Regions from separate parts of the Mus musculus genome. Here all the other regions are linked to region 3. Evidence: chromatin loops called from intact Hi-C (ENCODE). Cell type or tissue: heart. All regions are shown on one strand.

Region 1 (8,000 bases), 110 kb before region 3:
ACCCTCTGCTCATCCCATAGTCAGACGGCTCCATCCTGGCGATTGCTCTGCTGGTCCTCTTCCTGCTGCTGGCCCTGGCGCTGCTCTGGTGGTTCTGGCCCCTCTGCTGCACAGTGGTAAGTGGGCCAGCCTCAGGCCACAAGAGGCAAAGGGACATGAAAACCCCAGGTATATCAGTTGGGATTGGGGAGGGGCGGGCAGGAACTGTAAAAGTAAGAGATAAGTCTAGCTTTAAAAAAAAAAATACAACTCAGCATAATCCAGGCTTGGTCACTTGGTTCTGTGAGCTGTCAGCATGGGCTGGGGGCAAGGCTACCAATGGCAAAGCCTTTGGTATAGCCCTGTAAATACAGAAGACAAGGACTAAAGTATTTGTATTTGGTATTTGGAAAGGACATAGACAGTGCTGCTGTTGTCATTATCCAAAAGCACTTTGTTAGAGTGGAGATCCATTGATACATTGTATGATGCTGGTTTGTTAGAGTTGGGATCCATTGATACATTGTATGATGCTCAGTTTGTTAGAGTTGGGATCCATTGATACATTGTATGACACTAGGTTTATATCTGTGAGAAAGGCTTCTTTCCCAAAATAAACTTTTCAGGAAAGGAAGAATTGTCACCCAAGAAGGCAGGATTGTTTTGCAATTTTCAAAATAATTTTAAATTAATTTTTTTCTGGTTTGAGTCCCTGTTGCCTGGGAAGGCAGCTAGCATGTCTTCATGTGGTCTCATTTTGTAAGTCAAAGGCTTCCTGTGTAAGGGGAGATCATGGAGACAGACAATATCTTCTGTTTGTGATGTTATTGACTGCCCCGCCCCTGCTTGCTTAATGTTGGCCTGCACCCCAGAGTTTCAAGTGGCCTCCAAACTCTTTTGACCACTCACTTCAGGGATCCGGACTGGGGCTGGATGAAGTCACATGTTTCCAGAATGGAGTGCAGTGTGCAGGAAAGAGAGCCTCCCCACAGAGACTCATTCAGAGGTTTCTGGAAAGTGCCTCCACCCTGAGAGACTGCACCCCAGAGCTCTCAAACTAACAGAAGGTGTCTTTGTGAACTCTGGTCCCCAAACCTCCCTCTGTCACTCTCCCTGCCCTTCCTCCAACTATGGGAAATGTCACTTGATCTAGTAGCTGAGCTGCAAGCCTGTGCTAAGGAAACAGCTAGAACCATAAGCTTACAAAGTGTGGTCACATGAGGCCACTCTCTCCCCACTGCAGCACTTTCTCTAGAGGGTCACATTCACAGTGCCCAACAGCCTGCAAGGTCTCCACCCCCAGACAGGCCAACCTTAACCCTTTAATAGCTACATATCCAGGGTAGGGACATAAAAAGTGGGACCAGACACCAGGTCCTTTCTGAAAACACAAATACTGTGCCCATCCACAAGGGACCTCATTCCCTGCTGAGTCCCTACTGGCCAGTGTCTGGTGAGTTTACTGCCCCAGCCCCTGCTCCCTGCTCGCAACACTTCCTGAGTAGGTGCTGCCTTCCCCTGATTTCAGCGGACTCTCCTCCAATGTGTCTGCTTACTTTTCCCTTCGTCCTGTGCCTCCGACCCTCCAGGTTATCTCCAACCCTCCTCTCCACAGCTTACCCTGTAGGAAATGATGCTAAATTCAATGACTCTCACTACTTCATATGACAATGAGACCATACAGAGGAACAGGCCAGGCCCTGTTACAGGGAACCACTAAGCATCACATTTGCAGGGTGCTCGCTCAGAATGGCCAAACTAAACTCATCACATTATTCCTGTACCCGCTTGTCCCCAGTGGCTTCGACACTGACCTCCAGCTGCCCAAACGGAAGCCTGCAGTGGCCTCCATGTCCCCCATAGGTCCCTGTGTCTGAACATTTGGTCTCTAGCCAGTGACACAGGTTTTGAGAAATCATGGAATCTTTAAGGGGTGGAGCTTCGCTGGAGGAAGTGGGTCACTGAGACAGGCTTTGAAGTTGTTAACCCGGCCCATCCCCCTGACCACTCTCTGCTTCCTGCTAGCTGACTGCTAACACAAGGTGACCAGCGACCCCACATTCCTGCTGCTGTGCCTTCCCCAGTATAATGGACTGTATCCCTTCTTAGACAGTGAGCTAAAATGAACAAGTTGCTTAGCAGGCATTTGGTCACAAGAACAAGGGAAGAACCAATACAGCTTACCTCCGAAAGCACCCAGGTCACCATGGTAACCTTCCCACCTCCCAAGTTCTCATGACTCTTCTGTCTCTTCCCCCAGATGGCATGCATAGGCCTTTTCTAACCCAGCCTCCTCCAGCCTCAATTCTCACCTTCACCTCCAGGGTCAGGGGAGTTCCTTAGCATAACTTCCTTCTTTTTATCTGTCTTTGCTGTTACCTGTTGCTGTAACCACTGGAAGCTAAGCGTGTGGGACTTCAGAGCTTAACACATTGCTCAGCTAGAGTAACTCAAAGTTCCTGAAGCATCCAAGAGGATGGAGGGCCATCTCTGGGCACACCCTCTCCTGAGAATATTGGGATGTATTATCTACCTACTGGGTTTGTATGTGTACATGTGCACATGTGCATGTAGGTACATGTGTATGTGTGTACATGTTCCTGTGAAGGCCAAAGTACTCTTACCTGCACTCAAATGTCATGATTTGCTAAGGATCATGGCGTGATTAGCGGGACTGCAGAAGAGCTGTAATTGTACAGAGGGACATGAGGGTCTTGGGGATGGAACCTATGTTAAAAAAATAAAGTGAGGCATGTACTTAGCTCCCAGTGCTGGGGAGGCAGGGAGGGAAGATGGCTGGATCTCTCTAGTGACCAACTAGAACTTGATAGGCCTTAGAGTGAAACACAAAGTCTTCAGATATGGCTCTCCACATATTTCACAACACTGAGTTGTAGGGCCAGACACACACACACACACACACACCAAGGAGTTGCTAGTGACTGGTGTAACTAAAACCTGGCACAGACAGACAGCAACTCACCCAGAATCTCAGGCTTGGACAGGTGTGTGACCTGATCACTCTCCAGCCTACTCGTCCCATCTGGACCTTCTCACTCTGCCGCTTAGGAAATTAGTTTCCACGATACAGGGGCCTGCCCTCCCCTCTGCATCCCTGCCCTCCCCTCTGTGTCCCTGCCCGCCACTCTGCATCCCTGCCCTCTACTCTGCATCTCCATCTTCTACTGCTAGCTTCCCTCCACCTAAGCCTGCCTCATTGCTCGCCTTGAAATCCACCCATGCACCCTGCTCCTATGCCTGCAGGTACAGTGGAAAGAGGTTGGCCATGACTGGAGATGACATGCCACCAAAGCATCATTATCCCCTCTCAGCTAAAGGAATGGGAAAGCCCTTTAACTTCAGATCCCTGGGTAAAGAGCCAGGAACTGGAAACTGTGCTTTCTCCCATTGTTCTTCTTCCATCCTTACCTTCTCTTGAGTCCCTCTGGAGATTCCATTTTGTGGCTCTCAGGCATGGCTGCATTATTGAAACTACCTGAGAATTAGGTGATCGGGGACAGCTCTTCCAAACTGGATCTAGTAAACAATGAAAACAGTACACCTGAAAACAGGAAGAGTGGAGGCAATAGCTTCAAAGATGTCTTTAAAATGCGCTGAAGAACAGTAGTAGTGAGAGGCTCCCTTGGGTCCCTCATTAGGATGATCTGTGTAGTGAATTCCCAAATGGGCTGATCCCAGAACTCTTCTTCTACCTGTTTTTTGTAACCCACCAAACCTTTGGCCTGTTCACATAATGACACTGGTGTTATACCCAAAATATCAAAGAAATACAAACTCTAGAGAAGCCTGAAGCAACTCAAAGTGCAGGATCTGGGACTGTGCCCTCCTTCCTTAGAGGCTGCCTCACTGTATCACAGCTAAACATCACGTCATCGGTCATCAACACGGTGACCTCTGAGGCCTTGCTCAGACTCCACTGACCCTGCTGGCAGCTGGAAACAGCTGGCCCATGGCCCAGGCAGAGATGTTTCTCCTCCTGGCCTAGCCGGGGCTTCTGAGTTCATGGGTTTCTTTTACTGTGCCACTTCCCAAACTTCTGCAGTGACCCTGACACGCTGTGGCCGCTGTGCCCATGTTCTGCTAAATCACGGTGCCAGTCATTTAGGCCTCATCCACTAGTGAGAGCTTCCTGCTGTGCCTGTCACTTTAGGTATGATGAACGTGGCCTCTTAAACACTCCCAGTCTCAGGCAGGTTAGAGGCACAAGACTATTTCAAGTTGGGGTTCCAATTGGAGACAGGAACACAGTGGATTTCATTTCTTTTAAAAAGAAAGAAAATTTCTCTTTGAAAATTTATTTTATTTCCTCCCTCATCACTGGCCTTTGATCAGCTTGTGCAGTGTGAAAGTTCTAGGCTGAGGCTGAGAAGGGGCAGGAGTAACCACAGTCAGACCTGAGGTTTGTATTAAATTCAGCCCGTCTGCTTTGTGGGAAGGATTGTTGATGTGTCTGCTCGTCAGCATCTCCTGCTTCCTATAGGTCTTTCGTATGGAGTTCCCCACCTTCCTATGGTTTCCTGACTTCAGTGGGAATGCTGAGCATAAGCCTTGGGGTCAAGGCAGAAGGCTAGAATGCACAAGGCAAGCGTCCCTTCCCCTCTACGATGCTACCGTCCTTGGAGTGTGTTTCTAACATCCTAACAGCACAGCATTAACTCTGCACGGTGTCTGACCTGAGGCTGTTTATCACACAGAAACACATAGGCCAGGGAGGCAGTGCATCTAATCCCAGCACCCAGCAAGCAGAAGGGGGTGGGTCTCTATGAGCGCTATACCAGCCTGATCTACAAAGTAAGTTCTAACCAAGCCAGGGCTATCTAGCAAGACCTCGTCTCAAATAAATAAGTAAATAGGTGGGAACAATTTAGGAAGACACCCAAATCAGCCCAGGAGATGCCCACACGCCCACACAGATACCCACCACTCATTCATACACTACATGAAATACATAATGTACTGCATACATATAAACATACATGCATACATATGCAGTGCATACATACACTTAAACTAACCCTTAGATAAGACTAGAAATAATGCCTTTTTAAAATCAGTTACTCTTACAACATAAGGAAACCCAACAAAATCCTGGATAAACATAAGACTCAGAAGAAAACAGGAGCATTTACAGGGACAAGGGAAAGGGACCTCTTGTCAGATGGCCTCAAGGAGGCACCTGAGGACACTCGGTGACCTCAGTGACCCAGAGCTTTGGCTCCGTAGCCCTTTGTGGACACAGGAGAACTTGGGAGTTGGGAGTGAGTTTTCCACCTGAGTCAGGTCCTTGAATACAGATGGGTTTGGCATGCCTGTCCCTAGGAATTCATGACTATAACCTCTCAGAGTTTTAGAGTTTGGATTTATACTACCTGGGGACCTGCACATCACCAGTAGAGAAATAATCCCAGATCAGGAGAGTGTAGGGACTTACAGGAAGAAACTGGAGTCCTCAGGTAGATTGGTGACTCAGTGGACAAAGGGTTGGCTGCATGAAGGACTCAGAAAAAAGGGAGCAAGGAAATGACCCAATGGTTAAGAGCATGCCCTGCCCTTGCAGAGAACCTGAGTTTGGTCGTCAGAACCCACATCAGGAGCCTCACAACCACCTGTAATCCCAGTTCAAAGCAATCTGACACCCTCTTCTGGCCTCTGTGGGTACTGCACACACATAATGTACAGACAGACAAGCAGGTACACATACATACACATAAATCTCACAAATTAAACACAAAATCTTATGGAAACCCATCGAAACAATGCTGAGCTCAATAAAATTTTCATTCTTTTCAATATCTTGAACTCTTAACTTTTCACTACGTATGTTTGTGTGTGTGTGTGTGTGTGTGTGTGTGTGTGTGTAAGTTAGATAACAACTTGCAGAAGTGAGTTCTCTCTTTCCACAGTGTGGGTCATAGAGATCAGATTCAGGTAATCAGGCTTGCCAGCAAGCACTTTTATCCACTGAGCCATCTTGCTAGCCTGGATACCACAAATTATTAATAAAAACACTGCAGAAAAATACATGGGTTTTGCTCTGGTATATAAAGAATGAGCATGCATGTTGTGACTGGGAGCATGAAGACGGCAGGCACAGAAGTGCTCCCTAGAGTGAAGACTAGCCAGAAAGAAAGACATCATGGCTTGAGCCCACTGCTCCTGGTATTTGCTCAGCACTGTCTGAGATAGAAAAATCTGCTGTTGTCTTGCCTGGTTACTCTCTCCATTAAAAATAAACCATCTATGGAGTTCTGATGAGGCCGTGTCATGCAAGATCCTCAGCTTTGTACCCTGTCCATGCATGACTATGGTTCATGTAGAGCAAAAGAGGACTCCAGACCCCCACTGTCTTCTCTCTAGAGTCCCACAGTTCTCTCCCTGGTTTCAGCAAGGTCTCCCATGAAGCCTCCCAGGCTCCCTTTGCACCCCTGCCTCTCCCAGCACCCCATATTTTTTCACTGTTATCCAAGCTCCTCTCTCCCATGCTGAAGGCTTTCTTCTTCCATTTGGTCCCTGGTTCATAAAACCAGGACTCATGCCTATCTCTTAGGCGTTGTATATGATTCTCCTACAAAAAGAACACACACTCAGGACTTACTTGATTGCACACATGTAAATGGAAGCAAGAAAGCACATGAGCATGTGTGCATGAATGTGTGGAATTTGCATGTGTGCATGCATGTTTGGAATTTGCATTTCCTGCTCAGCTCACCACCAGCCAGTCAACTGTGTCCCCTCAGTGACACTAAATAGAATCATACCATATTTCTCTACATCTGAGGGTGACCATTCTATGAATTCTGCCACCACTACCTCACACACAAAACTAAAGTTAAGTGTTCACTTAATTTCTCTTTGGCCTTTGAAAAGTCATCTTTCAAGCTAGTACAATTTCTCAGTTTTGTGATTTAAAAACAAAAAACTGTCATGCCTCCCACACATGATCAAACATACATGGGATGGACCTGTGTTGTAACGACACGGATTGTGCGTGCAATGCTCAAGTTGTCCGGGAAACTGGCTTGTGCACGGTGCTGAGAAGCAAACTGCCAAGCCGCAGGGCAGCAAACGAACTTGGAAGCTGGAGTTTAGAAACAGAATGGGCCTGAGTGCTGGCTAGACCAGCAGCAGTTACCCCTCAGTCCCCGATGCTCTGAGATTTCCCACCATCATTAGAGACCTGGGCTGCTCTGGGAGACTTTGAATATCTTAACTGCCCTCCAAAAAATGATGCAGGAGGACTGAGAGGCCAGAAGTGAGGCTGGCACCATTACGTGTTGAGTGTTTACTTGGGAGCAGGACTTTGAGAACAATAGGAAGTGCTTCCTGTACCTTCTCCTTTAGAGGAGCGCATGCTCATTCTTTCCAGAAGTAGTGACTGAGCAACGAGCTCTGAGTTACGGGTCAGAGACAAAGGCTGGCCACATGTGCTTGCATCTTCTAGAAGCTCAGAGTCCACTGTGGCAAAGAGAGTTGTGAATGCAGCTTAGCGGTCACTGCCAATAGTGTAGACCACAAAGGGTAAGATCTACGCCTGAGGCCCAGGAAGCCACATAGCTGGACTCGTCCCAGGCTGAGACAGTTCAATATGCATCGGAGTCCAAGAGAAGAGGCAAAGGCATGCCTTCAGAGCCAAGGGTATGATGTCCTCACCCCATGACAGTAGAGGCACCTGAGCGACCAGATATCAGGGCAAGGACACTGTCACCGTTGACGTAGAGTATCCCAAGGCTGCTGAGTTTTTGGTTTATTTATTGGTAGTTCCTTGCCTTCGTTAGCTTTAGTTGTCAACTTGACACAGTCTATAGTCACCTGAGAGGAAAGCCTGGAATGAGGGATCAGATTGGCCTGACCATAAGGGATGGTCTTGATTGTTAATGGATGAGGAAGGGCCCAGCCCACTGTGGATGGCACCATTCCCTAGACAGGTGATCCCGGGCTGTGTAAGATTGCTAACTGAACAGGGAGCACAGCCAGCAAGCAAAGTTCCTTCACAGTTTCTG
Region 2 (8,000 bases), 290 kb before region 3:
GCAGAAAAGGATGAAATTAGGGTGTCCAGTCATGAACAGGGGGCCTAGTCAGCAAAGCCAGGGCGGCCCATGGGCAAGACGGAAGGCCAGATGTGCTCAGTGTATGTGATAGACTAGAAAGTGTCTGAAGGCAGAGGCAAGGGGCAGCAGTAGCCAAGTCATACTGAGGACCAGAAGAGCTTGAGGCATGTTGAAAAATCATATGTAAACTCAAAAGGAGGTACTTTCTAAACGTCATCTCAGTGAACGTGTTGCTCAGTAAGAGGCCAAGGTTGAACAGATTTGGCCACTCCTCCTGACACATGGTTAGTGGCCTTTGCAAAACTGAATGTGGATAGATTATTTAGTCACCAGCTGAACCACCATTATTTAAAGTAGCAGTCCAATGCTCTTATTTTAACTCCAGTTGCCTGAGGTCTTTTATTGTTAAAAATATCATAGCTTCTTTTCATCAGTCAACAGAGACTCCATTTAGTAGGGAGTGAAACCCCAGACTGGTCTCACTGAACATCCGAGGAGAAAGTTGAATGACTGCTAGAGCCCCCTCGTGATGGATACTGGTGAAGGGCAGGGGTTGCTGCCTCTGCAAGGCTTTCTGATTCCCTGAGGCCATTTCTCTGCATCTCTTTACGGACTGGAGTCTCCTTCCTGTCTGGAGCCCTAGCTAGGTGTCCTCTCATAGATCTTTCCAGAATGGAAGCTCATTTGGGATCACCTGCTGGTTCTCCCTCTAGGACATAGCTGCCTGTAGTTTGGTTTCTCTGCTCCTTAGCATAAGAGGAGGGGTACCTAGCTGCCCATTGAATGGCTTCTGCTCCCCACTTGAAGAGAGACTCCAACGAAATTAGTTGTTCACACAGTAACCCTTAAACACAGAAGACCTTGGGTGGTGGCATAGAATTAGAACCTTTGCCCTTTTTGATCTGCAGCTGAATATAAATTAACTCTAAAGGACATTGTGGTTGGAAGGAAATACATACAGTTTGATCCTTTGAAGTCCAGAAATTCGAACTCACATTTTAGCTGTGCAGTCATAGTACTGGCTAGTGCAGAGGTAGGAGTTGAATGTGATTGGCACCATTAATCTGTCTTCATTTGCAAAATGGTTAACAGCGCAGTTCCTCCCAACCCACACCACTGGCACTACAAAGCTGAAATCATGACTGTGGTATTGGCCTATAAGTTCTATTTATAAGGCACATATAAACACATGTAGTTATATTTCCTTGTAATCTTCTGTAATCTGTTTTGCTGACACAGTGGTGGCTGAGTATGTGGGCCGTGTGTTGTTTTTTATAAAGTATCAGGAACACTGCAGATGGGATTATGGTGTTATCTCAACCCTGAGTGACCTGGCAGTTTCCAAAGCCTAGCTATTTGCTCTTCCCATAGCCAAATTGCACCGAGCCCAGTCAGGGCTGAGCTGCCTGCCTGCCTTCCTTGCTCTGATCACGTTGATGCCCAGGGTCATCTCTGTAATCCTCCTCTTGAAAGAAATGTCTGACTCTAGGGAATTGAATTTCATCCAGACGTCTGGGGCGCCACCAATCAGAGCTTGAAAAAACAAGTGTGTGAAAGCCCTTGAATTGGTGCTACTGTGTGAGGGTCAGAGTTCCTCATGTCTCAGTAGTTCTGCAGCAAGTCAAAGGTTTTGTTTGGTTTGGTTTGGTTTGATTTGGTAGAAAAACTACCCTGAAATGAAGAGGCAAACCAGAAAATCCACATTAGTGGGACCAAGCATCAGAGAGTTCACTGGGACCTGAGCTACGTCAGACAGAGAGGGCATTGAAGAAATGAATAGAGATGAAGTTGGTGGAGGCAGAGGGTGCAGAGCAAACTGTGTGATCTGTGTTTGGATGAGGAAGGGACAAGACTGTTTGCCAATCAATAATCTTGTAAATCAGTTTGTCTCTTGGGTTTTATGAGGTTTCTTCGACCCGCTCTCACTGTTAGGAAAAGAATACTTTTCAGAAATCAAGAAGTTCAAGTGTGATCCCCTTGATTTTGTATCAGCAGCTTATAAGTCCTTACACAGTGGCTCTGGGGTCAGGAGTACACGAGCCACAAAGACCTATTCTTATCCAGTGTTTGCCTTGGAACCTGCCGAGCTATTGAGAGAAAGAAAAACACTCGGATCTAGTAAAAGGAAATGATAACCGTAATTACATAACTAGCTTTCCCCCTAATGGTTTCTGGATCGTAGATAACCAGTCCCTGAGCCCCTTATCATAGTGAGACCTGAGAGGCTGAAGTCTATATAAACTAGACTTGGGAAATGAACGGATCATAGAAAATTGTATTATGCATGCCGTTGCATTCGCTGGAGAGAGACAACATGAGACGCCTTGTGAGTACATCTTTAACTTTGAATGTGGAGCATATATATATCCCAGTCAGACCAGCCAAGGAGGTCTGGATCCTCCCTGCCCCAGGAACTGTTCAAATCAACCCAGGCAGAATTTTCAAACGATGATTGGGTGTGCAATCTTCTGTTGGCACTTCTGTTTTGGAGAATCTGAAGGAAGGGTGTCCTCTAATGGAATCAATAACTAATTTCTTAAAAGTCAAGACTCTTTGGAGGCCAGGTAGATACTCATATGCTGGAGTCTTGTCTGCAGTGGTTTTCCGTATTTACAAATTGCCAGTGGGGAATAGCTTAGATGCATGTGGGGCCAGCTGGGATAGAGTGCTTTTTGTCCCTCTGGCTTTTTTAAGACAAGGCCTCATTCTGTAGTCCAGGCTACTTTGACTCGCTGTGGCTTGTCTCAGACTTTCCAAATCCTCCATCTAAGTCTCCTGGGTGCTGGCATTCAAGGCAGGCACGACCACATCCAGCTTTCACTAAAGCAGCTTCACCCTCTGCAGCTCTGTGTCTATGGCAGCTGCGCTGCACTGCACTGTGGTGATGATAACACTGTAGAATAGCCGCTTCCTTTGACTTTCAGGGGCCCCGTTTGTTACTGAAGCCAGATGCCGACTTTTCATGGATGTTAAGAGAAGGGAGGACCCTGCCAGTCCCACTTGTCATGATGGGTGCACTTGAGCTGGGCCAGCCTCAAGTACACAAGAAACTATGGCTAGCTTAACCCAGCCCCCTATTCTTTTATTAATGTCTGCTGCAGAAAACTCCCTTGATGGGCAGAGCACACCACATAGAGGAACTGAACAACTTAAATATTTTAAGGCCTAGGTACATTCTAACATAATTTCCCCCAAAATAGTATGCAAATAACAGTGAGTAGCTTTCTTCTTAGGCAAGGTAAGAGAATTCAGAGGAAAGGAAGCCTGGAGGGTGTCAGTTTCCAGGGGGGATGGAGGGTGGGCAGAGGCGGAATAGGGCTGACTGTGAGATTTGGGGTTTGGATCAAGAGCTGGAGTAGAGGATGTGCCCAGCCCTGGAAGTAGAGAGGTAGCACAAAAAGGAAGAGTGGGAGGCCTGAGCTATAGTGGTCCAGGCTGATCCTACCCTGTCAGGTTGGCTAAATCTATCCCAGTGATTGACAGTAGAAGCCACATAGGAGTGTCCTTGAGTGACTGACAAAACCTTGCCTCCTGAGCAGCAGGCACACCCTGTGTGAACACAGTAAGCTATAGTGTCCTGACACACCTGGGAACTCTGCAGGGATGGAGGGAGGTGAAAGCTGTGGACCCCAGCAAGGCAGCCCTGGAGTCTAAGCTCATCAGAGGCCAAGGACTAAGCACAGTGACCTTTGTTCCATTTCAGATTGCGCCTTCCATTCTTGTGACTGTCTTTCTAGTTCCAGCTCTGGCGCTGACGGTGAGTATGGTGGAGAGGGTCCAGTCTACCTATGTCTTTTAGCAGAAACATTTCAAAGATAATACCCAGGGGTATTATTCCTGTAGTTTCTCATGGATTCCCCCTTAACCCTGCACAGGATGAGCAGATAGACACTTGGGGCCACTGGCTTTACTCATTGTTGATTGCTCCTTCTAGAACACTAGCGACAGTTATCCTCTGGATGGCTCTGTGGGGACCCAGACCATCCATGTCGATGCCCTCAGAGGTGTGGTCAGCATCCGAGACAACAGCGTTCAGAGTGAATGGGATGGAGTCATGGACTACAAGAACGTAAGATGTGAAACGCACTTATTACAAGGACAAGAGAGCTCTTAGGTCTGCTCCAAATGGAAGCCTTTTCACTGTCTTCCTCAGGGACTGGGGTGTGCTATAGAAGTTGGTTTGTCTTCTAATGTTGACTTCTAAAGGAATGCGGCTATGAATCACCACCTCCTTCAGTAACGAGGCCCCTTAGGATGACACATAACCAGGAAGAGTAACCCTGTGACTTAGCCGAACTCTTTAATAAAATCTTCTGTGACCGCGGAGAATATTTTTCTGTTTAGCGTGCCTCGGTTGCCAAATCTGCAAAACAACTCCAGCAGCTGCCTCTCCTACCTAGTGGGACTTTAAAGGATGGAACGAAGTCACCACCCAGCCTCCCCACTCAGCCCTTTGCCACCCAGGTCCTCCTCACTCTGTCACATTCTCTCCAGCACACTGGAAGACTCAGAATAGACACAAGGTGTCCTCTCCACTCTCCCCGCGTCCGCTAGGTTATCTTCCCCTAACGCCTTCTCTCTCTTCACCTCCCTGACTCTTAACTTCCCAAGGAGATTCCCTGAATCCTCCCGGACTACAGATTGCCTCTAATGGATGCTATGAGAAGCCAAGTAAAAAAAAAAAATTCCTCAGGGAAACATTCCACAGTAGGCCACTAGGTGGCGCAAGGAAGGCAGAATTACTGCTAGAGCCCAGGTTCTCAACTTTCCCATTAGTGTGATGCTTCAATATGGTTCCTCATGTTGCAGTGACCCGCAACCATAAAATTATTTCATTGTTTCTTCATAACTGTAATTTTCATGCTGTTATGAATTATAATGTGAACATCTGATATTCAGCCTCTGTGAAAAAGGTCATTTGACCCCCAAAGGGTCAGAGCCAGTGTGTTGAAAACGACTGATCTAGAGGCTGAGTTTCTTGCAGCTGTACCTGGGGCTCTGTCAGACCCGGCAGCAGCAAACTGCAGCTATGATCCAAGCCAGGGAAGAACAAATAACAGACCACAAGGAAGAGGTATGCAGGCAGACCTAGCTCTAGAACCCAAGTCTTGACTGAGGCCTCCCAACTGCCCTGGGTACTCAAGAGAGCCCTCTGCAGCTTATACAACATTCCCCCAGGCAGTGAGGACCTCAGCTCTCACCTCATTTCCATGACAACTCCACAGAAGAAAGGCTATTCCTCCTGCTTTATTGATAAAATAAACAAACAAACTGAGGCTCTCAAGAGCCTTAGAGTAGCAGAGCAGGCCCCTAAGATCATCCACATTGTTGTATTACCATCCTACCCTACCTGGGAGATAAAACCTTCACCAGGAGGAGCAGAGGAGACAGGAGCAGAAGCTGACCTGTGCTCTGGCATCCAGAGTGCAGCCCTTCTGAGATGTTCCGCATTTCGGTCAGACTAGCAGGGTATTGCACCCCTGAGGCGAGCAGGTGCATTAGTACTGAGACGATAGGTAACACGTTTCTGCTCTGTTGCTTTAAGGACCTCCTGGCAGCTAAGCTGTTTAGCAAGATGGCCTGTGTTCTGGCAAAGATGGACCCAGCAGCCTTCCCAAGTTTGGATGATATTACCCAGGCCCTGGGCAAACAGGTGAGTGAGCGTGTCCAGGTGTCTCTGACTGGTGTCTACTATGGGGCTTTCCAACGTAACAGCCACTCTCTAAGACATGGACAGGAGCTTCATCCATGTCTCTCCTTCCTGCCATGAAGTCACATCATGTTCAAAGGACTTTGGTGTCCCATTCAAGGCTAAGCACAACTGAATCAATCAATATCCTATGTAATGACCTCATTCCCAATGGCTTCAAACTATGCTAGAAGACACAAGGGGCTGGATGCAAACACTGCAATGATTTCACGACCCTGTCTCTGTCTCTTTCCTTCCTGCCTTTCCTGCCCCCCCCCCCCCCCCCCCGCACACACACCATTATTACCATTAAGCCCAAGATTGCTGAAGTTCTTGCCTACCCTCTCTAGTGAGATTGGGAACTGTTAAATAAGTTAAAGCCAGGAGGATATTCTCTGCAACTTGTGGGATCTATTCCAACTTTGCTTAAATGTCAACACATTTGGACAGCATTCAGAACTGGGGGTGGCGGTACTAACTCTAGGAAAAAAGTGTGTTAAAGCAATGCTATTTTTAAAAGTTGTGGGTGGAGAAATGCTCGGAGGTTAAGAGCACTTGCTCCTCTCGCAGAGGGTCCCGGTTTGGTTCCCAGCCCCCACAAGGAGACTCTCACCAGTCTGTAACTTCAAACACTCCTACGCATAAAACTAAAATACACAAATCTTTAAAAGAGAAGTTCAAAGTGTCCTGTTCATCTAAACTGACGAAATATAAACGCAATAAATGTTTTAAACTAATCAGGGTTAATGAGAACGCACCCAAAGCTAATAGAAAACGCCACTGGGTCCAGAGTTTGCCAGAGCCTTGTTCGCCCTCCTGAGGCTCAATAAAACACTGCAGCTAGAGACACCGGAGAGCAAGTCTGGATTGGTACTGAATCTCCCCACGAATCCTCACAGCTCCCCTGTGAACCCCTTCTTGGATATGCCGTATCTGAGACGCCCCCTCTTACAGGCTTCCGGTCACTACCCACCTACTCGAGGACTGACCTACACAGTTTTACCCAGCCGAATCAAAAACTTGGCCCAATACGGAGTGCCAATCAAAGACCTGTGCAGAGCCGTCCCCACCTACTTTGCTCGGCAGCAAAAAGAAGGTGTGTTCACTGCTGGAAACAGGAGGTGATGCATGAATCAAAAGAAAAGGGAGGAGTTTCGGGACCTATTGGCAAAATGCAATGACATCGCTCATTCCATCTTTTCTCCAGTGGAAGAGAAGCCGCGTGTTTGGGATGTAGGGGATTCCTTACAAGGCTCATGGCGGGGGGAGGGGGGATGGAGAGTAGGGGAGCCGCCATAGACTGCTTTGGGATTTGATGGCTGATGGACACCCAGCCCTGACTCGAGCTTAGCCACACCCACTGTAGGGGAAGGCCATTGACTTTGGAGCCCTCGGTACTCTGCGGGGAGAAAATCAGTGACTGGAGGAATTGTAATTGCTAGAGGCTAAAACTCCAAGATCTGCCTGTGAGTCCAGAAGCAGTCAGCAACGCAGCCGGTGCCCCCCCCCACCTCTTTTTTTGTTTGTTTGTTTGTTTGTTTTTTAGTTTTTCGAGACAGGGTTTCTCTGTATAGCTCAGGCTGTCCTGGAACTCACTTTGTAGACCAGGCTGTCCTGGAACTCAGAAATCCACCTGCCTCTGCCTCCCGAGTGCCTTGGTCGTAAACCCCCAGCCAGAGTTCTTCAAGACACAAGGGTCCCGGAGAGAACCAGACCACACTGGGCTAAGGGGTTACAAAGCGCAATAAAAGAACCATAAAAGAAAGAGGTGACTACAGCAAGGGCTGGTGAGAGGGGCCGGTGTGGGCCTCTGCTGACCTGAGGGTTCATCGAATGCTGGTGTCCCATGTACCTGTTGACTCTGACTTTGTCTCTAAAGTGTGGATCCTTCCTCTTGAAGGTACCGCCCTGACGATGGACCCAGACTCATGTTCTGAGCTCCAGCTTCTGTCCTTCATGGGACTGTCCATTTGTGGTGAGATCCCTGGGCTCTGAACCTCTACGTCAGCCAGACTGGACAGACCTCATCTAGCCTCTGCCTGTGAGAAGTGTCTCATTGCAGTCCTCTGTGCTCCACATGTTGGCTTCCCATGGAACCTTGTGATCTGGGGGGAATAAGTGCATTTCTACCTTGTATGAATAAATAATAAAGTTCCAGTGTTACTGGTGCAGCAGATGGATTCCCTTACCCCATCCTCTGCATCATCCCTCATCCCCTGCATCATCCCTCAGCCTCTGCATCATCCCTCATCCCCTGCATCATCCCTCAGCCTCTGCATCAACCCTCATC
Region 3 (8,000 bases):
CCTAAAATAATTATTCTATTTGTTGAATATTAACAGTTGAAAGTATTAAAATTATGTTCTATAAACATCATGGAATAAAAGAGCAGAGATGTGTGGTCAGAAAGTCAGGAAAGAGGAGGCTGCAAGGGAGGTCAGTCGATGGGCAAAGAAACTAGTAAGGCCATGGTAGGGTCTGTAAGGAATAGATTCTCCCCACAGATGAGGAGAGTTATGGTTTATTCTGACAGATGGTTTTCCTTAAAGTGAGCCCAGGAGAGGAGCATGTGCTTAACACTGTCCCAAAACAAACCAATGGAACCAGGAGACTCATCAGCCAGAAGCTGACCTGGGACAGTGCAAAACAAGGAGAGTCTGGGCTTAGGAAGGACTATGCAGAGAGAGCAAAACCTAAACCCTGTCCCATAGAGGGTACACTGAAGGGGAAAGGTGGGAGGATGCATTCCAGGGTGGGCGTGCTACGGAGTTAGAGGACCGTTCTGTGAGGGAAGGTCAGAGAAGCATAAGGGAATCCAAACAGCTATCTCCCAAGCCGGAGTCTGGAGGCAACACTGCTATGCACTGCCTTGAGCAGCAGGTCTCCCTACGATGGTACTCAGCCATTCTGTGCCCCCAGCTCTTCAGCTGGTGTCTTGGCACACCACCACCACCACCACAGTGCCAGCACCCACTGTCGCAAGAAGCCCAAGGAGACACCCCGAGTCCACAGCTCCAGTGATGTCACAACTGACATCACCAAAAACACGGGCAAAATGGCAACATAATTCAGAGAAAGATGGCAGACCCATAATGGTCTTCACCCTGGCAAGTGAATCTGGAACTGCAAGCTGAGGCTCACAAGAGAAATACTGTGGCAACTGTTGCAGACCAGCCCATGAGTGGGGCCAAGGCAACAGAGCCTGGGCAGACCCAGGATGGCTCATCTCGAGGAGGAGGAAAAGCAGGAAGTTGGAGGGACCAGGAAGAAGTATTGCTGCCTCTGCTGCAAAAAGGCAGATTGTCAACTGGAACTGCACTACTGGGATAGCCAACCAACCACGGGGTAAGAAGAGAGACAAATGGTGCCGCTGACAGAGAGGGCTGTTTGTGTTAGTTAGGATTCTTGTGCTGTGGTAAAACCCCATCACCAAAAACAACTTGGGGAAGAAAGGGTTTATTTCATCTTACAACTTGTAGTCCATCATCCAGAGAAGTCAGGGCAGGAGGTTCCTAGAGGCAGGAACCAATGCAGAGCCCACGGAGGAACTTGTTACAGGCTTGCTCCTCCTGGCTTGCTCAGGCGGCTTTCTTATGCCATCCAGGACCACCTGCCCAGGGGTCAGATGAGCCCTCCCACATCAATCATCAATCAAGAAAATGTGCTGCAGCCTTGCCCAATCTGGTGAGCAGTTTTCTCAACTGAGGTTCCCTCTTCTGAGATGACTTTTGCCTGTGTCAAGTTGACACAGAGCCTAGCCAGCACAGAGGTTTTAGGGGACAACTCCAAGCGGATTCCTGATTAAACAGCCCGGCAAGGTACCGTGAAATCCTCAGGTCTTGTCATAAAGAACAAAATGTCTTAACAGATGAAGAGTTTGAAGTGAGATAACTACAGTTACATCCTGATGACCGTGTCTCTTGAGTGTCAGGATGGTCCTGTGTAACTAAACACCCTAAAGATAGGTTGTTTTCCCGAGTCATGTGACTCACAGCTGCTTGCAACAGCTCAGATTCTGGCTATCTGAAACCTCCGTCCTCCATGCTCACAGCCCTCACAGGGCACACACACACACACACCAACAGGATGGGCAGATGGATGGATGGATGGACGAATGGATGGACGGACAGATGGACAGACAGACGAAACATAAAAATATTTTAAAATCACCTTTTTAAAGGTGGTAATTTCTTAGGGAAATCCCAGGTTTTTTCCAGAAGTTTTCAGAGTGGGTAATCAGTAGATATGGTTCCCATCCTGTGAGGGATCTATAGATTTGTGTGACAACTATCCCAAGTTTGGAAACTGAAAGTCAGTATTTGGCTGGCTGGCTGGCTGGCTGGCTGGCTGGCTGGCTAGCTGGTTGGTTGGTTGGCTGGTTGACTGGCTAGCTGGCTGGCTGACTGGCTGGTTGGTTGGTTGGTTGGTTGGTTGGTTGGTTGGCTGGTTGGTTGATTGGCTGGTTGGTTGACTGGCTGGTTGGCTGGTTAGTTTTGCACTCAGGACTGAGTCTAAGGCCCTAGGTGGCTGGGCAAGCACTTGCTACTCAGCACCCTTCCTAGCTCGGTTTTAAAGTCTGTGGAGCACCCAGCATGGCAGCTCCCTGCAGAGCAAGCAACAGGTGACAAGCAAGATTAGAGCCAGAGACTTTCCAGAAGCCTCCCTCCTATGCAGACACCCTTCAGAGAGACAGGTTTGGGGCACAAGCCTTCTCCAGTGTGACATGGAAGGATGGGGGATGGGGGCTGGGAGCTACCACTCCTATGTGAATTGGAGGTGGGATACAGATGGTGGAATGAGGTGGGGTGGGGGCTAGGAGCTACCACTCCTATGTGAATTGGAGGTGGGATACAGATGGTGGAATGAGGTGGGGTGGGGGCTGGGAGCTCCCACTCCTATGTGAATTGGAGGTGGGTACAGATGGTGGAATGAGGCTTAAGGAGAAGGCAATGCTTTACAAGCCCAGGTGTGGGGAACGGAAGACAGCTGTGACCAGGGAGGCTCAAGTACAGCCATGCTCTGGCTGTGGGGCCTGAGCACAGAGAACTTTTGAAACTACATACACTGTATGAGAAGGTTCCAGACAGGCTGTGTCTATAACTTAAACCACACCCCAGAATCAGGCTTGCCTTTTCCTGGGAAAACTATCTTGCATAAAGCAAAGCTGCAGCTTGGGATCCCTGCAGGACACTGTGAGGCCATGTGGACCCTGATTGTGGATGTTGTGTGCAGACACAAGCTCTGAATAATGGTGGGGGGTGGAAAGGGACCCTTCCCCATGCAGATGCACAGTTCCCAGCCCTCAAGGCCAGGAGACAGAGCTACACCTGAGACCATGGCTCCTAACCTCAGGAAGTAGACCACTGCTACTACTCAGAATCCATCAGAAGGTGAGGATGGAAGAATCTGGCCTTTCTCTCCATCACCATCATTCATGGAGAAGCAGGCACTTGTCACACACACACACACACACACACACACACACACACACACACACCAGAGCTCTAGGGCAGGCAGCCTGCTTACCTCAGAGTCATCAACATTCTTTGTGGGTCCCTAATGGACTGTGGACTGGGAACTGTCCCAGCCTCCCTGACTTCAGCTATTCTCCGGATGCCAAAAGGACTAGAAGCCAGAAAAAAAAAAAAAAAGCGTGGTGAGAACAAAGACTGAGAAAAATACGTGCAAGAGGCTCTCGGTCTTGCCTTCAGCTCTTGATCTCCAAAGCCTTAGGAAGTGTCAGTCAGGTGTCAGATACACGGCAGTCAGAGGACACTGCAGCTGGTGTCCTGGGCTCTCCTCCCAAAGTCAGTCCAAAGAAACCTCTGATCCATAACATGCAAGGGTCGAGCACAAAGAGGAAGGAGGGGGCCTGTGCTGGCTGCTGCGAGGGAGCTCCAACACCTAGGACTTTAGTAGCCAGCTTGCAGCTGCTCCTCTTCCACAGAAAGCCAGATTCTCCTGGGTAATAGTCACCTCCTGCTTCAGTTACAGAGACAGAGAGAAACCCACAGAGCAGGGAGGGAAGGGCCTGGGTCCAGGTACAGTTTCTGCTCAGAGCTGGGTGGAGACAGCAGGACCTATAGACTGCTGGGCCTCTGTGCTCAGAGAACTTGGACTGCTCTGAGCCAGGGGTGGGGCCTTCCAAGGGGAGGGTGACTTGGAAGTCACCAACCGCAAAGAAGGTGTGCCCCCTCCCCCTACCTCTATGGCATTCACGTCTGCCCACAACTTCTACATCGAGGGACGATATGGCTTCACAGTGTCCTGCAGGGAACCCAAGGTGGGCCTTTGCTTCTATGCAAGATGATTTTCTCAGAAAAAGACAAATTCTGGAGTAGGTTTAAATTATGAACAGAAACTGTCTGGAATGTATTTAGTTTTGGAGGGGAAAACAGAAGCTGGGATAATTAGAGGAGGGGGAAGACAGTGGAAAAGGATGATAAAGACAATGTATATGAAATAACACTTTTCATAAGTGTAAGAAAATGTCACAATGTAGGTCTTGCAGGTTCGGGCGCCCCCTTGCGGCCATGTGCTCCCTGCAGCTCTTGGTCCCCAGGGACATCAAGAACCTTAACTGAGCAAGGCTGTGGGAGCCCAGGACCCTCTTAAGGGAACCTACAGTTCTCATACAGGTAAAGGAGGCTACAGGCGAGTTGGGATGTGGGGACAGCGTTGTCTCTCCCTACAGGAAGAAGGTCCGAGGAGAGGAGCAGGGGGCGCAGGCTGTGTTCTTAGCCGGGTCTGCAGCCCCTGATGCTAGCCAGGGTTCCTTCCAGGTGGGTCTTCCTGCCCTGGATTGTCTTGGCGTCCCAGCTCTTTCAAGGGATGCTACCCACTGAGATCAGGGGGCTCTGTCCCCCTCCGTGGTTTCCAGGACTGGTAGGGTGCTGCCCCCTGCTGACCAACTTTCCGTGAAAGAAGCTCCAAGCTGTCCCTTCCTGAAGCCCTCTTCATGGCCATACTCCCTGAGCAGTAAGTACAAGAGGGCCCCAAGAATCCAGAAAATAGCATTTTTCTGGGTCCGCCACACCTGGAGAACTGCGGTTGCTGAAACCTCGGGTACAGTTCAAACAGGAGTGTTGGAGTACTCCCTCCCCACCCCCTACCGGTCTCTGCCCCTTCTCTCTTTTCTAAAGCTCAGGTCTGAGCAACATTGTCGCAGCTCCATTACTGCCCTTTCCTCACACAGTGACAGTGGCTAGACAAGGGGGTAGCAGTGCTTGCTTCCTATAGGCAAGCACCTTCCCTGGAGGCGCCTCAGATCCTCAGGCAAACCGCTTCCGTGTGGTTCTCAGATTGGCCACTTAGACTAACCTACCCGTAAGATTTATAAGGGTCATCTATTTTGACATCTTAAAGCAACAGTCTTTCCAGTTAATGATGAAGTGTTGACTGACCATAAATGAGAAGAGCGATGAGTGACGTCACGGTATTCCGGCCCTGTCTTCCCTAAAGGACTGTGACCACAGGAGTGGCTTCTTTGGATAATGCAATGCCTGTACTTAGAAATGGGCCCTCACAACTTCCCAAGGGCCTAGGGGTCCCAGAAGACAAAGACCTTGGGAGGGCAGTAGGATACTCCCAGCTTCTGGACAAAATGCAAATGTGTTTACTCCAGCTGTTGAAGTTTCTGGCCACTTTCTAAGTTCCCAGGTCAAGGACGCCGAAAAGCACTCCACTCAGAACCTAAATTTCTAAAACTGTGGAATGTGTAGTTTACAGGCAGGGCACTTACCCAGCCTGTGAGGCCCCGATCCCCAGAACTGGCATAAGAGAACTGTCCTTCTAGAGACTGGAGTTGGATGTAGTAACAGTGCCAGCCAGAGCAGAATCTGGGGCACTCAGGATGCGTGGATGCCAAAGCTGGATCCTCTGGCCCCTGGATCTTCCTGTGCCTTCTCCAGCTTTATGATCCAAAAAGAAACCCTTTTTAGCTACAAGAACCCATCTCAGAGCTCCTCTGCTTCCATTCAGTAGGAGAGTGTTCTAAGGAGCCCTCTCACACACTGGCATTTAAAACTTCACAGATAACCAGTCAGGGCTTAAAATGGGGAGGGGGTTCACCCCTAAACAGTGCCCCATGAAGGCTGCAGAGCCTGGGAGGGAGATGGGTGAGTGGAATACAGGTTTTGACTAGAACATGAACCGAATCCAAGGAGAAATCTCTATTTGTGAATGCTCACTTGGGGGGCAGCCCAGCAGACTCCAGCTCTGTGAAAGGCCTGCTTTGTGTTTGCATGTTGCTTGGCCATCGCCCACCCCACTCCCACCAAGCGCCTCTTACTCTCCCCTTCTAGCTATCAGTACTTAACACTCCAGTTTCAAGTGTTTTGGTGTCAGAAAGCAACTGCAATAATAAAATTCTTCCCAAGTTAAAATGGCGTGAAGAGGCCCCTGTGGACTGAGGTTTATTAAATATGAAGTATGCTTGTCAGGAAAAAAAAACTTTGTTTTTATAAACAGTAGAAGTGTTGCCATGGTAACATTGCCTGGTTTGCTCTGCAACCCATAGAAGCCTCAAAGCCAAATTATGGCCGCCTTTCTCTCTGCTTGCCTACATTAGAAATGTCGAAGCCAAGATTCCATGATTTGCCTGCCTGCTTTCCGAGCCCAGAAAATATCATTTTAAAAGTCCTAGGGACGCAGTGGAAACTACTGCCAAATTTTCTAAATGAAAGTCATTTCTCACATACACAAACACACACAAAGACACACTCTGTCTGCCAATTACAGTGTGCCTCTCCTTTTTAAAAAGTTTTGATTTTATGTAGCCCGAGTTTCCTTGGACCTCACAAGCTCTCAGGGTCGATGGAATAGCATTAGCATGTGACCCGCAGTGACCCCTTTCCCCTCTCAGTCTTTCTCCTCCCACCTGCTCACAAAGGCTATGAGCCTCCTACACATTATCCTGAGGACTCTGGGGAGGGAGGGAGGGAGGGCAGGGGGCAGAGAGTAGATGTGGTACTGACAAGAATCCACTTCCCAGGCAGCCTGGCCTATCAGCATCAATGTCCTGTGTTTCCATTGGTGTTGAACCCTCCAGAAGCCAAGCCCTTGATGGTGTGAAGCAGCCCCAAAAAGTACCTCCCATCTCTGTGGATCACACTCTGTGCCCTCTGCCATGCTGGCATTTTTTTTCCCAGTGGTAAACTTAAACTGTACTCAGATGCCCCTGCCATGCAGAGAACCCAGCACCCATCCAATGGCCAGGATATGATGGCTCCTCTTAGGACTATGTCCACTATACATGACTGCCCATGAGGTAGCCATGTTGGATGCATGTCTAGACCCTTATCCCCACACAGTGATTCCCTGAGACACTAAAGAATATAAGCCCCCAATGGAGGAGCTAGAGAAAGTACCCAAGGAGCTGAAGGGATCTGCAATCCTATAGGTGGAACAACAATATGAACTAACCAATACCACCCCCGGAGCTTGTGTCTCTAGCTGCATATGAATCAGAAGATGGCCTAGTCGGCCATCATTGGAAAGATAGGCCCATTGGTCGTGCAAACTTTATATGCCTCAGTACAGGGGAACACCAGGGCCAAGAAGTGGGAGTGGGTGGGTAGGGGAGTGGGTAGGGGAGCATGTGGGGGACTTTTGGGATAGCATTGGAAATGTCAATGAAATAAATACTCAAAAAGATAAAAAATAAATTCCAAAAAAAGATAAAACAAAACAAAACAAAAAGAATATAAGAATGGCAGCCACCCTCTGGCCATCTGATGGAGCAGAGAAGAGCTGGGACCCAGCAGCAAAGGAAAGGGCTGCTCGGCTCCAAGAGGAAAGTAAATTGACAGCAGATTATTTTCCTATGGCGCGTCCCACTTCAGTGTTTGCCACATTGCGCTCCATGGTCCAACCCTCTAAAGGGTGGGAGCCTTGGTAACAGAAAGTCAATGGATGGATACTTTCAAGCACATAAAGTGGGAGAGTTATAGCTGAGCATGAAAGATGGCTCAGAGATACCAGGGAAATGACCTGGCATGAAATCAGACCCACAGATGCTGCTGCTGCTGCAATAAATCAAGTTATCATTGTTTACCACATTTGGTCAGACTTGGGGGTTTCTCTGTTTTTCTTATTTGACTTGCTATAGATTTTGCTCTCTTTTTAAATGTTTTTAAAGTTCTTAATAAAGCAGCAGGCCTGCCCTCTCAGATGCCTACCCCCACTCACATTCCTAATGAGCTTTGCCTCTCAGGTGTCACACACATTACTGCACTGAAAGACCTTTTTTCGACATTTAAAAGCTTTAAGACTCCAGTTTATTATCTGCTTTCAGTGTCAATGCAAG

The links. Peaks named below come from ENCODE experiments on the same cell type or tissue, not always from the same donor. Only the 100,000 strongest peaks of a DNase experiment are listed, where the experiment ranks them.
Region 1: a loop joins it to region 3, with 2.4 times the contacts of the local background. A loop is called at or near these places in 7 of 42 quality-filtered maps.
Region 2: a loop joins it to region 3, with 8 times the contacts of the local background. A loop is called at or near these places in 17 of 42 quality-filtered maps.

Annotation. Positions count from the first base shown.
Region 1 is chr6:87,209,390-87,217,389 of GRCm38, reverse strand. Antxr1 (anthrax toxin receptor 1) reads left to right here. Exons shown (of 18, transcript NM_054041.2): 13 at 21-116. Among named protein-coding and RNA genes, the nearest start is that of Gm38851, 9.7 kb to the left of the region's middle. In heart, no CTCF peak of the experiment used is centred here; DNase peaks (open chromatin) are centred at 879 and 3,939; H3K27ac peaks cover 728 bases.
Region 2 is chr6:87,383,141-87,391,140 of GRCm38, reverse strand. Gkn3 (gastrokine 3) reads left to right here and starts at 2,206. Exons shown (of 6, transcript NM_026860.1): 1 at 2,206-2,347; 2 at 3,725-3,778; 3 at 3,956-4,090; 4 at 5,567-5,674; 5 at 6,665-6,806; 6 at 7,611-7,822. The coding sequence starts at 2,306. The coding sequence ends at 7,705. In heart, CTCF peaks have their summits at 4,747 (motif pointing right) and 6,531; no DNase peak of the experiment used is centred here; H3K4me3 peaks cover 667 bases; H3K27me3 peaks cover 6,070 bases.
Region 3 is chr6:87,098,007-87,106,006 of GRCm38, reverse strand. D6Ertd527e (DNA segment, Chr 6, ERATO Doi 527, expressed) reads right to left here and starts at 1,261. Exons shown (of 2, transcript NM_001167937.1): 1 at 1,165-1,261. The coding sequence starts at 1,181. In heart, a CTCF peak has its summit at 4,258 (motif pointing left); DNase peaks (open chromatin) are centred at 3,376, 3,536 and 4,416; H3K4me3 peaks cover 474 bases; H3K27ac peaks cover 1,511 bases; H3K27me3 peaks cover 646 bases.